Regions from separate parts of the Homo sapiens genome. Here region 2 is linked to region 1. A link is a loop called in an ENCODE intact Hi-C map of the cell type or tissue named here. Cell type or tissue: PC-9. All regions are shown on one strand. Each heading gives the region's core, and the rest is flanking DNA. Links, peaks and the distances in the headings are about the cores only. Region 1 has its middle 58 kb from the start of PPP2R3A. Region 2 overlaps PPP2R3A (protein phosphatase 2 regulatory subunit B''alpha).

Region 1 (5,378 bases), core at 317-5,316:
GTTTACCTAAAATGTAAATTAAACTGGGCATCCTACTTTTTTTTTTTTTTTTTTTTTTTTTTTTTGAGACAGAGTCTTGCTCTGTTACCCAGGCTGGAGTGCAGTGGTGCGATCTCGGCTCACTGCAACCTCTGCTTCCCGGGTTCAAGTGATTCTCCTGCTTCAGCCTCCTGAGTAGCTGGGATTACAGGCATCCGCCACCACGCTTGGCTAATTTTTGTATTTTTATTTTTATTTTTATTTTTTATTTTTTGAGACGGAGTCTCGCTCTATCACCCGGGCTGGAGTGCAGGGGCGTGATCTCGGCTCACTGCAAGCTCCACCTCCTGGATTCACGCCATTCTCCTGCCTCAAGCTCCCAAGTAGCTGGGACTACAGGCACCAGCCACCACGCCTGGCTAATTTTTTGTATTTTCAGTAGAGACGGGGTTTCACCATGTTAGCCAGGATGGTCTCGATCTCCTGACCTCGTGATCCACCCACCTCAGCCTCCCAAAGTGCTGGGATTACAGGTGTGAGCCACCGTGCCCAGCCAATTTTTGTATTTTCAGTAGAGACAAGGTTTGTCATGTTGTCCAGGCTGGTCTCAAACTCCTGGCCCCGTGTGATCTGCCCACCTTGGCCTCCCAAACTGCTGGGATTACAGGCGTGAGCCACCGTGCCTGACCATTCTACATTTTTATTTACTAAATCTGGCATACCTAGGTGAGGAGAACACAACCCATTCAACTTGGTGAGTAGAGGCCTTGAAGGCCTGCTGACAGCAGCTGTGAACACAGGTGCCGGGTGCTGGGGACCAAGCGAGAAGCTGGCTGTCCTGCCAGAAACTTACAGTGAGAGAATGGCTGTAGGCCCAAATGACACCCATTTTGTCAAATACCAGAATGAAACATAAGCTGCACTTCACACATCCCCCACCTGAACTTAGATTCTGGGTAAAAGGAGGAGAACAGGGGGAGAATCCTGACCTGGTTGAGTATTAACCCAAAAGGACCTGAGAGAAAAAACCTGAAAGGGACTGAATTACTCTGCATTGGCAAGATTGAACAGAAATGAGAACTTAAGAACTAAGTTCTGGCTGGGCGCGGTGGCTCACGCCTATAATCCAGCACTTTGGGAGGCTGAGGTGGGTGGATCGTGAGGTCAGGAGTTTGAGACCAGCCTGGCCAACATGACGAAACCCCGCCTCTACTAAAAAAATACAAAAATTAGCCGGGTATGGTGGTACACACCTGTAATCCTAGCTACTCGGGAGGCTGAGGCAGGAGAATTGCCTGAACCGGAGAGGTGGAAGTTGCAGTGAGCCAACATCACGCCACTGCACTCCAACCTGGGCGACAGAGCGAGACTCCATCTCAAAAAACAAAACTAAGTTCAATTATAATAAAGTTACATTTTTCACCTCTGAGCCTGTGAAAATTTGTACCTGCTATAGATAAAAAATGGGAGTGATGAGATTGTCTCCAAGGTTCATTTTGTATCTACAATTCCATGGCTATAGAGGTCAGACTTGAGGCCTTGGAAGGAAAAGTAAGGCATGGGTTAGGTGAGGGTGGAAGCACTTGAAAAAGCCCAACTGAGTCTCTGTTCTAAAGACCCAGCAAAGGGGCATGGGTGGGAAGTGGTGAGGGGAAAATCATGACCATTGTAAGTGTAAGGTGTTCCTGTGTGTTTTATGTTTGTTGCTTCTTAAACAGTTAAAGCTGAGAGCTCAGTAGAGTTTATGAATTATTATTAACAGTAAGAGGTTGCTGATTTATGCTGATTCAGCTGATTTAAGAGCTATACTCTTAGAAGAACTGTGAACAGGCTTTCTAGAGAACCAACTGGTGAACAAGTGCTTCTTTGCAGGGAGAGCCACAAAGGACTCTAGGGCCAGGAGAACCAAATGCCTAGAGAATTGTTGCAAACTGCACCATGTTCAGCTTCTTGCCTAAGCGAACACTGGGTGCTTTGAGTGCAATTGGTTCCCCCTGCTTGTAGAGAGGGTGCAAGCCTTGATGGGGGCTCCCCCAACACTGCAGAGGAGAAGGGGTGCCTAGCCAGCGGGGAGATGCATGCCAGGCAGGAAGGCAGAAAGAAAGCCTTTCTAAGAGGGGAGGGGGGCTTAAGGCAATTTCAAGAAGCTTGCGAGTAAAACAGTGATTAAGAGCAGCTGGTGGAGGAGAAGCATCTCTGCCTGGGCCGAGGACAGTGTCTTTGTGCGCCTGCCCAGCAGCGCTCCACACTCAACAGTCAGGGAGCATGCTCAGTGGCGGGCACTGGCAGGAATGAGCAAGGCTGTTCCCACCCAGTGAGGGAGAGGTGAGTCATGGAAGTTGGTGACCAATTCCCTTCTGGGGAGCCAAGTGGCCTGAAGCGGGGAGTGGGGTGAGTTGTCTTGCGGGAGGCAAGCAGGCATTCTGCAGGCAAGCAGAATGTGGCCAACACCTACCAGGAGATATCAGTGGTATTGATCAACACTCACACCTATAGATTTACATACGAAGCAGTGAGTCCTGGAGGCAGAAGAACGCTGCCGTATCTCTTGTCTTTGGAGGCTCTTATAAAAAACACAGAAAGCTAAGGGTAGAGGTGGACAGAGGTCATAAATATGTCATGCTCCATTTTAAAGGTTGCCGCTTGTGAAGAATAATGAGGAACGAAAATTGAAGTATTGGCTACACCTGGTGTCAGCAGGCTTTGGTTTTTCTAGATTGTGGCTTTTGATACCAGCACTTCTGGCAGAGATTACTGAGTGCTTTGCACTAAATCTGGGAAGACCTGTTTGACAGGAAACACCTACCTAATTGAGAGCTTCCACCCCAAATGTGAAGGGGCAGGGAGAAATTGGTCTAGTAAAACCAGGAACCCAAGTATCAGGGAGGATAACCACTATAGCATAAAATAAATATGAAAACAAAGATATTTTCAGGTGTAAGCATCCAGTAAATGGGTCACAGTGTGCAAAAAGCTTTGAGATCTATGTACAAAGGTGCAAAATCTGGGGAACAAAATGTATTTATATTTTTACACAGTGAGGTAAACAGAATCCTGTAGGAATGGGGTGCAATGGAAATCGATGGCTGGCCCAGGCCTGTCATACCATGAGAAGAGTGTCAGGAAGGCTAACAATCAGAACAAGCCAAAGCTTGTGGAGGAAACAGAAAGGCTAAAGACAAGCAAAAGGGATTTTAAAAAGCCCTGATGGAGCAAGAAGAACATGGAAGTTGTAGGCTTGCTGTTAGGGAAATTTAGTGCAATATTTGCAAATGATAAAGACCAACAGAGAATTACACTCTCCTGGTGTTACTTCTGTCTCTTCTTTTTTCTCTCGCCTAGAGAGTGCAGTGGCACCATCTCGAGTTTCTGCAACCTCCACCTCTTGGGTTCAAGTGATTCTCCTCACTCAGTCCCCCGAGGGAGTAGCTGGCCTGAGTACAGGCGCCCGAGTACGGTAGCTCCCGAGTACAGGCATGTGCCACCACACCCAGCTAATTATTATATTCTTGTAGAGACGGGGTTTCACCATGTTGGCCAGGCTGGTCTCAAACTCCTGACCTCAAGTGATCCACCTGCCTCAGCCTCCCAAAGTGCTGGGATTACAGACATGAGCCACCACTCCTGGCCACTTCTGTCTCTTCTAACAAGGGAATGCCTTTCAAGCTCCATACAGCACAACAAATACACCAAGGAGAAGGAAAGACAGGGGAAGTGACCTAGGCTCCAAATACCTACCTGTCAGGGTTGTGCTTGCTGAAAAATTGTTAATTAATTTGGTGTAAAAAAATGAATGGTGAGGAGATACTTTTACAAAAGGATTTGAGTACTTATTTTGGAAAGTTCTCCTTCATGTGAAGTATCCTCTCCCAGCTCTCTAGGAAGTGTCTTCCAAGCTTAATGGGCTGGCTTTGCCCACCCACTTGTAAAACCTCTTAATGTTAGGTTACAGAGAAATGGCATAACAGAGTTAAAACTTCAGGTTAAAGATCAAGGTCAAAAGCCTTGGCTAGTTCTCATTCTCAAATGTATATGCATGGAGCAGAAAAGGTAGAAAGGCAATAGGAGGTTCTCTTGTTCTGGGGACATGGAGGGAGCCCCCATATCATTCTCTGCTAAGCTGACATCTGTCCCCAGCAGGTGTCTTAATCACTAATCCCTAAAATAGCAGCTTGTTCTCTAAGCATTCTGGGTTCCTAGTAAAAAAGTTTCTTCATTGGTTTCTTTTAAAAAGCAATAGCCAGCCTGGGTAACACAGTGAAACCCTACTCTAACAAAAATACAAAAAATTAGCCAGGCGTGGTGGTACTTGCCTGTGGTCCCAGCTACTCCAGAGGCTGAGGTGGGAGGGTTGCTTGAGCCCAGGAGGTGGAGGCTGCAGTGAGCTGAGATCGCCCCACTGTACTCCAGCCTGGGCAATAGAGTGAGACCCTGTCTCTAAAAAAAAAAAAAAAGAAAAAAAGAAGAAAGAGCAATAGCATGAAATTTGGGAAAATATTTTGGAAAGCATAAAGAATTTAACAAATCAACTTTCATCTAATTTCTTAGAGACAGACTGTTAATATTTTCTTCTATAATGTTTATTATAAATTCAGGCTAGAATATTATAAATTTGGAAATTAGAAAAAGCTTAAAGAATAACATAAAAACTGCATGTAATTCCACCACTGCCAACATTTTATTTTTCCTTCCAGTCTTTTTTCTTTACATACACATACACATGTACATACATCTATAGATAAGTTTTAAATAAAATATGAACTATACTGTCTATGTAGTTTCAGATCCTATTTTTTGTACTTAATATTACAAGTATTTTCTTCATCATTAAATGCTATTCAAGAGCATGATTGCAATTGGCCATCTGCTATTTTACTGTACCATAGTTCATTTAGCTATGACTTCAGTGTTAGACTTTGACTTGTTTCCAGCCCCTTACCATTGGAAAATAATGCCATTTTAGACATCCTTGTATGAAAATCTTTACCTAGGCTACATTTCTAGAGACTGAATTACTAGGCCAAGGACCAGGAACATTTTTTAGGCTTTTGATACATATTGCTGCTTTGTCCTCTATTTCACAAGCCCCCCGTGGACAAGGGAGTACCCATTTCTTGCAAACTTCTATTGTGAGTTGTAGTTTTTGTCTGATGCATCAAGGCCTCCCTGCTTCATGCAATCCCATAACACCACTGCCATCTTGTGTTCTTCCTCTGTGGCTTTTCTAGGAGAGAGAGGAAGCTCTCGTCCTTAGACTATTTGAAATGCTCTCCTTGTATTCCTCTAAAGTCCTTACTGCTCCATGGCTATTTTTATGTTGCTGCTTTGAGGTGATATGGATTTCCCTCAGTTTGACCAACTGGGTAACTCCTACCTACTTATTCTCTGGAGTCAGCTTG
Region 2 (5,378 bases), core at 219-5,218, 100 kb before region 1:
CTGGCAATCTCAAGGGAGATGACTGATTCAAAGATCTCTATGTAATTCCCAGTTCTTATGAAGGACTGCAAGATATGGTATAATAGAGCTTCTGAAGTGATCAGTTTACACACGTAATTTTATCCAATTTCTGAAGATGATCATATTGGGAAGCCTGGTTTCAGGGGCTCAAGCCTGGCTAAAATAGTGGAATCTCTTAGGGTATCTAAGAGAATTTAGAAAAATTACCTTTATTATTTTTTTCTTCTTACAAAAGGATAAGGTTGGTTGTAAGGAAAAATTTAAATACTACAGAAATATAACATAGAAACAAAAGTCCCTATACAAAGTGACAATTACTAACAAATATCAATTGAACACTGAGTGCCAGCTACCAGGGATATAGCAGTGAATGTAACAGATAAAATTCCCTGTTCTCATAGAGGTTTCATTCTAGTGGTAGGAGTCAGTGGAGAAAAAGAAACAGTAATTGAAATAATATATCAGGGGGTGATAAGTGTTAGGGGAAAAAAAAACAGTAGAGGGGGAAAGGGAATGCCAAAGATTGTATGTGTGCATGAAATTTTTAGGGCAAAAAGGCCTCAGTGAAGTGATATTTTTACAAAGACGGATGTGGTGATGGAGTGAGTCCTGCAGGTATGGGGTGGGGGTGTTGTAGGAAGAAGGAACAGCAAATGGGAATATGTCTGGTATATTTAGAAAGAGGAGGGCTAGAGGAGGAACTGGAAACAATAATAACAGCTCTTTCAGAGAGCCCTGGAGTGAAGAAGAGCAGACAAATGAGTGTTAACTCAACTGGTATGTTGGAGCACTAGGGGTCTGTTTTGTTTTAAAGCTGGGAGAATTGTAGCATGTTTATCTGCTGAAGGAGTGATTGAGCAGAGGAGAAAAACTGATGACTGCAGGGGAGAAATGGGTCAATCTCTGCAGGAGTGTTTGTGAGTTGATGGGAGGGGATGGTATCTATTAATAAAGCCCCAGTGTAGGTCTGGCCTTAGACAGGAGTTTGGGGATGGGCGCGGTGGCTCACGCCTGTAATCCCAGCACTCTGGGAGGCCGAGGTGGGCGGATCACAAGCTCAGGAGTTCAAGACCAGCCTGACCAACATGGTGAAACTCCGTCTCTACTAAAAATACAAAAAATTAGCCGGGCGTAGTGGCGGGCGCCTGTAGTCCCAGCTACTTGGGAGGCTGAGGCAGGAGTATGGTGTGAACCCGGGAGGCGGAGCTTGCAGTGAGCCGAGATCCCGCCACTGCACTCCAGCCTGGGCGACAGAGCGAGACTCCGTCTCAAAAAAAAAAAAAAAAAAAAAAAAAAATTAGCCGAGCGTGATGGCATGCGCCTGTAGTCCCAGCTGCTCGGGAGGCTGAGGCAGGAGAATCGAGGGAGGCAGAGGTTACAGTGAGCCAAGATCACACCACTGCACTCCAGCCTGGGCAATAGAGTGAGACTCCACCTCAAAAAAAAAAAAAAAAAAGAAAGAAAGAAAAGAAAAAGACAGGAGCTTGGATGGTTCATGTATAGAAATAATAGAAATAGAAGGAAAGGGAGAAGATATTTAGTACTGATATGGGTAGGAGATGGATAAAGGTCTCTTCTGATTGCTTTAGTTGTCTCAGTAAAATAGGAAACAAGATTAGCTGAGGGTGAGGATGGGAAAGATGCTGGAGGTTAGAAGACAGGGAAAAAGGCACCTGCAGAGTGGAAAGTGAATGGACTAGGGAAACACAGTAGGACTGCCACACAGTACTAAAGACCCACTGGAGGTTGGTGGTCATGAATTTAAAGCAAGACCACTCAGCATGGTTGTGTGATCTTCTGTAGCCAAGTTCAGCTGCACGAATAAAAGCTCAAAGTAGACAGAGAACACAATTTAATCTGAGTTGGAGCTGTTCCAGGTGGGTACCATGAAATGAGGGGATGACAAGGAACCTCAGAGTATATTCAAGGGAATGATTTTAGTGACGAATTATGGCAGTGGTTCTCAAGCATAATCATGCATCAGAATCACCCGGAGGGCTTGTTAAAACCAAAAAATGTTGAGCCCTACCCCCAGAGTTTCTGATTTACTAGGTTTGGGTTGGGGTAGGAGAATATGCATTTCTATCAAGTGTCCAGGTAATGCTAACAGTATTAGTTGGGAACCATACTCTTAAAACCACTGACATAAACATAAGGCCAGAAAATGAACGAAGAAGGGCAGAGGACAGACTCATTAGAGGAGATCAAGGAATTGAGAAGCTCCTGTATTGGATACCTTATCTATCAAACACTCGAACAGTGGCAAGAGTAATATTGAAAAGTGTGTCATAAAGCCAGGAGATAAAACCTTCAAGAAATAAGTGACCTGGGTTGGTAGATGACTACAATCAGAAGAGGTAGTGGATAGCAGAGTCTAATGGTATTAGTTCAAAGTTGGGGCGGGGCTGGTTTCAGGGAGGCAGCCAGGAGAATAGTCTAGAGCAGCAATGAAATGCAAGAACCCTTACTGCCCCCTCCAGGCCCAGTGGGATAGGGGGTGGGAATGAGAAAGAATAGAGCCACCATTTCACTGGCTACAGTATCCTTAGGAAGAGACGAGTTTAAGTTATAATAGGAAGGGAAATGTTTAGAGAAGAGATATGACATAGGAAACTTTGCCGGTAAATCATCATGAATTCAGAGTGCAAGAGGACATGGTGAAACGATTTCAGGAGTTGGGAGGGTTGGAAGTGGACTTAGGAAATATATAAGAGCAGTGTGAGGAGGAAAGTGGGGTGGGGGATGGGGGGTGATCTGGATTCCTGGATTTCTGGTGGTGACTAATGTAAACAAGGATGAAGGGCATATTAGACAGATTAGTCCTGATGACCTTAAGTCAGAGAGTGGTGGTGAAGCTGTGAGGGTTGGACAGGCCTGTGGGCTTAATGGAGCAAGCTGGGTTCTGGGAGCTCCTCTTCACTCCTGCCAAGGGTGGAGTGGAGGCTGGGAGAGGGCAGACTTATCAGGAACACCTGGATATGAGATTCACTTTCTACTTCTGGAGGAACATGAATAATATTGAGCATATGTACCCCAAACTTTGTGTGCATAAAAATATATTAATAACAAAAAGGGATCATAATGGTACATCTTGCAATTTACATTTTTAACTTTATCTTGACCCTTCTACATCAGTACATATATATCTACCAGGCTCTTGTGAACATAGGTGGGGACATATTTGAGATACCTGATGTTAATCAGAAAGAATGCAGGTATTAATGCAAAGGTACCTGACGTCAGAAGCCACCAAATGTGGAGGGGGATATTCAGGTTGGGCTCATTCCACAAATTCCTATTTGCCACCAGGCAGATGTGTTTACTTTTATTAATCTGCTTGGTGGCAATTGAGAGGAGGAGAGAATGGTTTCCTATTGTATTGCTAAGTGTCTTGATTTCTACTTAAGCATTCCCAGCACTGAATCCAGGCACCATGAGCACCTACAAAGCCAGGGAAGAAACATTTTCCCTCAGTGACATGACTGGCTAATGTTAATGAAGGCATGGATATAAACCTAGAAAGTAAAGAGAGAAAAGTGTTTATTAAGGCTCCACAAGGAACGTTTAACAAAGTTCCTAAAATGTGCTTTGCTAAAATGTTAAATTTATTTTCCTAATTATTCTGCATTCAAATATGCATATAAAACTATACACTATACTATCTAAACAATGAGGAAACCTAAATGTTAGATCATTAACATAGGAAGGTTCTTTATTTCCTCTGGAATGAAATCTCAAATACAAATTCCTGCTCAGGGTTAGAAGAAAGCAAAGTGAGTTCTAGTAACAACAGAAATTATGCTCACCTTCAAAGATTTCTCTCGGGCATCCAAAAACAAATAAACAAACAATTGTACTAAAATTAAACGGCCAGAAATATCCTTTTCCAACCCAAATCCATGAGGAGGAAGATGGCAACTTCTAAGAATGGGCAAAAGGACAATGAATATATAGGTATTCCTTAAAGAGAAAGTAAATTGTTACAAAATTTTCAAAATTTAAACAAAGAGCTTGTATATAGCGTACTGTAAGAAAGCCTGTGGGAACAATGGTGATCGAGAAAGCACCCTCTCCTCAAAATGGCTACAGCATATTATCGAGGGATTTCTGCCCCCACAATAAAGTAAAACAATCTACACTCACATGATGTCTTTCCCTCTTGCCAGGAAAGGTGACCAGACCCTTCCTAGGGTACTGTCGTTTTTTAGGTGTTAAAGGCTAGAGGAATTAAAAGACTTAGAGGTCTAGGTAAGATACTTGAGTCTTGCTGAGGCACTACCCTGAAGTCTGAGAAGGGCACCCTGATGTCAGGTCCTCTTGTACCCATCCTTGAGAAGCAAAAAGCAGGGAAAGGGATGGCCCTCAGGCAAGGGAGCGGTTTCCATTTGAGGAGACAAAGCAGGAAAGTGAACATCCCCTCACTTGGTTATTCATCCACTTACTCATTTATTCATTCAACAAATAGCTATTTAATGCTAAATAAAGGCCAACAGAGGCTAGTAGCCCAGATGTGGAAACTTAAGAGAGATTCACACATCTCCTTCCATATTCTTATTTCACTATTTCATTTTTACCTCGGATACATTTGAGAGCTTGAGATAACATTTTTGGAGGCTGAATGGAAAAAGAGAAGATCAGATGTGAATTAGGTTGTCAGGCAGACTGCCTGCTTAAATTCTGACTTTAAACTCCAGAAAACCGATGGGAAAAGGTTACCACCTGAAGGACAGGTAGGCTTCTTACTCTCTATCCCTTATTGGTGTGGATTCTACTAACTTGGAATTCATAATAATATAAGCAGAGCAGTCTGCAATTTCCCTTTATATTCTCTAGGAAGGAAAGTTCTGTTAGAACAATTTTTGTTGCCCTTGATCATCAAGATAAAACTATTACAGAGCTTAGGTTTGAGAGAAATAATGGATTCATATATATCTATATAGTCTCTTGCTGAATTCCCCTGGGACAAAAGGTATTTGGAGAAGATTTGAAGCAAACAGTAAAATGTTAAGATTTGACAAAGCTAAATGGTGGGTGATAACAGTGCTTTTGTATCATTCACCATACTTTTCTATTTGCTTAAGATGGGTTGACAAACTTCAGTCCATGGACCAAATCTGGCCCACTGCCTGTTTTTCTAAGTCTTGGAGCTAAGAATGGTTTACATTTTTAAAGCACTGGGTTGTTTGTTTGTTGGTTTGTCTTGCAAAGGGCAAATAAGACTACATGACAGAGACTCTGACCCATAAAGCCTAAAATATTTACTATCTTGCTCTTCATAGAAATGTTTGCCAATTCCTCACTTAAACTTTTCATAAGAAAAGAAAGATTAAAAAAAGACAAGTAGGAAGGCAACTGAG

Evidence for each region. Hi-C counts contacts between places; a loop is a spot of excess contacts. Peaks named below come from ENCODE experiments on the same cell type or tissue, not always from the same donor. Only the 100,000 strongest peaks of a DNase experiment are listed, where the experiment ranks them.
Region 2: a loop joins it to region 1, with 7 times the contacts of the local background. A loop is called at or near these places in 2 of 110 quality-filtered maps.

What each region holds. Positions count from the first base shown.
Region 1 is chr3:135,905,326-135,910,703 of GRCh38, reverse strand. No RefSeq gene overlaps it. Among named protein-coding and RNA genes, the nearest start is that of PPP2R3A, 58 kb to the left of the region's middle. In PC-9, for the core only: no CTCF peak of the experiment used is centred there; DNase peaks (open chromatin) are centred at 2,323 and 2,753; H3K4me3 peaks cover 1,711 bases; H3K27ac peaks cover 2,173 bases.
Region 2 is chr3:136,006,358-136,011,735 of GRCh38, reverse strand. All of the region lies in intron 2 of PPP2R3A (protein phosphatase 2 regulatory subunit B''alpha), which reads right to left. Among named protein-coding and RNA genes, the nearest start is that of PPP2R3A, 43 kb to the right of the region's middle. RefSeq lists a silencer at 4,235-4,529. In PC-9, for the core only: no CTCF peak of the experiment used is centred there; a DNase peak (open chromatin) is centred at 3,285; H3K27ac peaks cover 514 bases.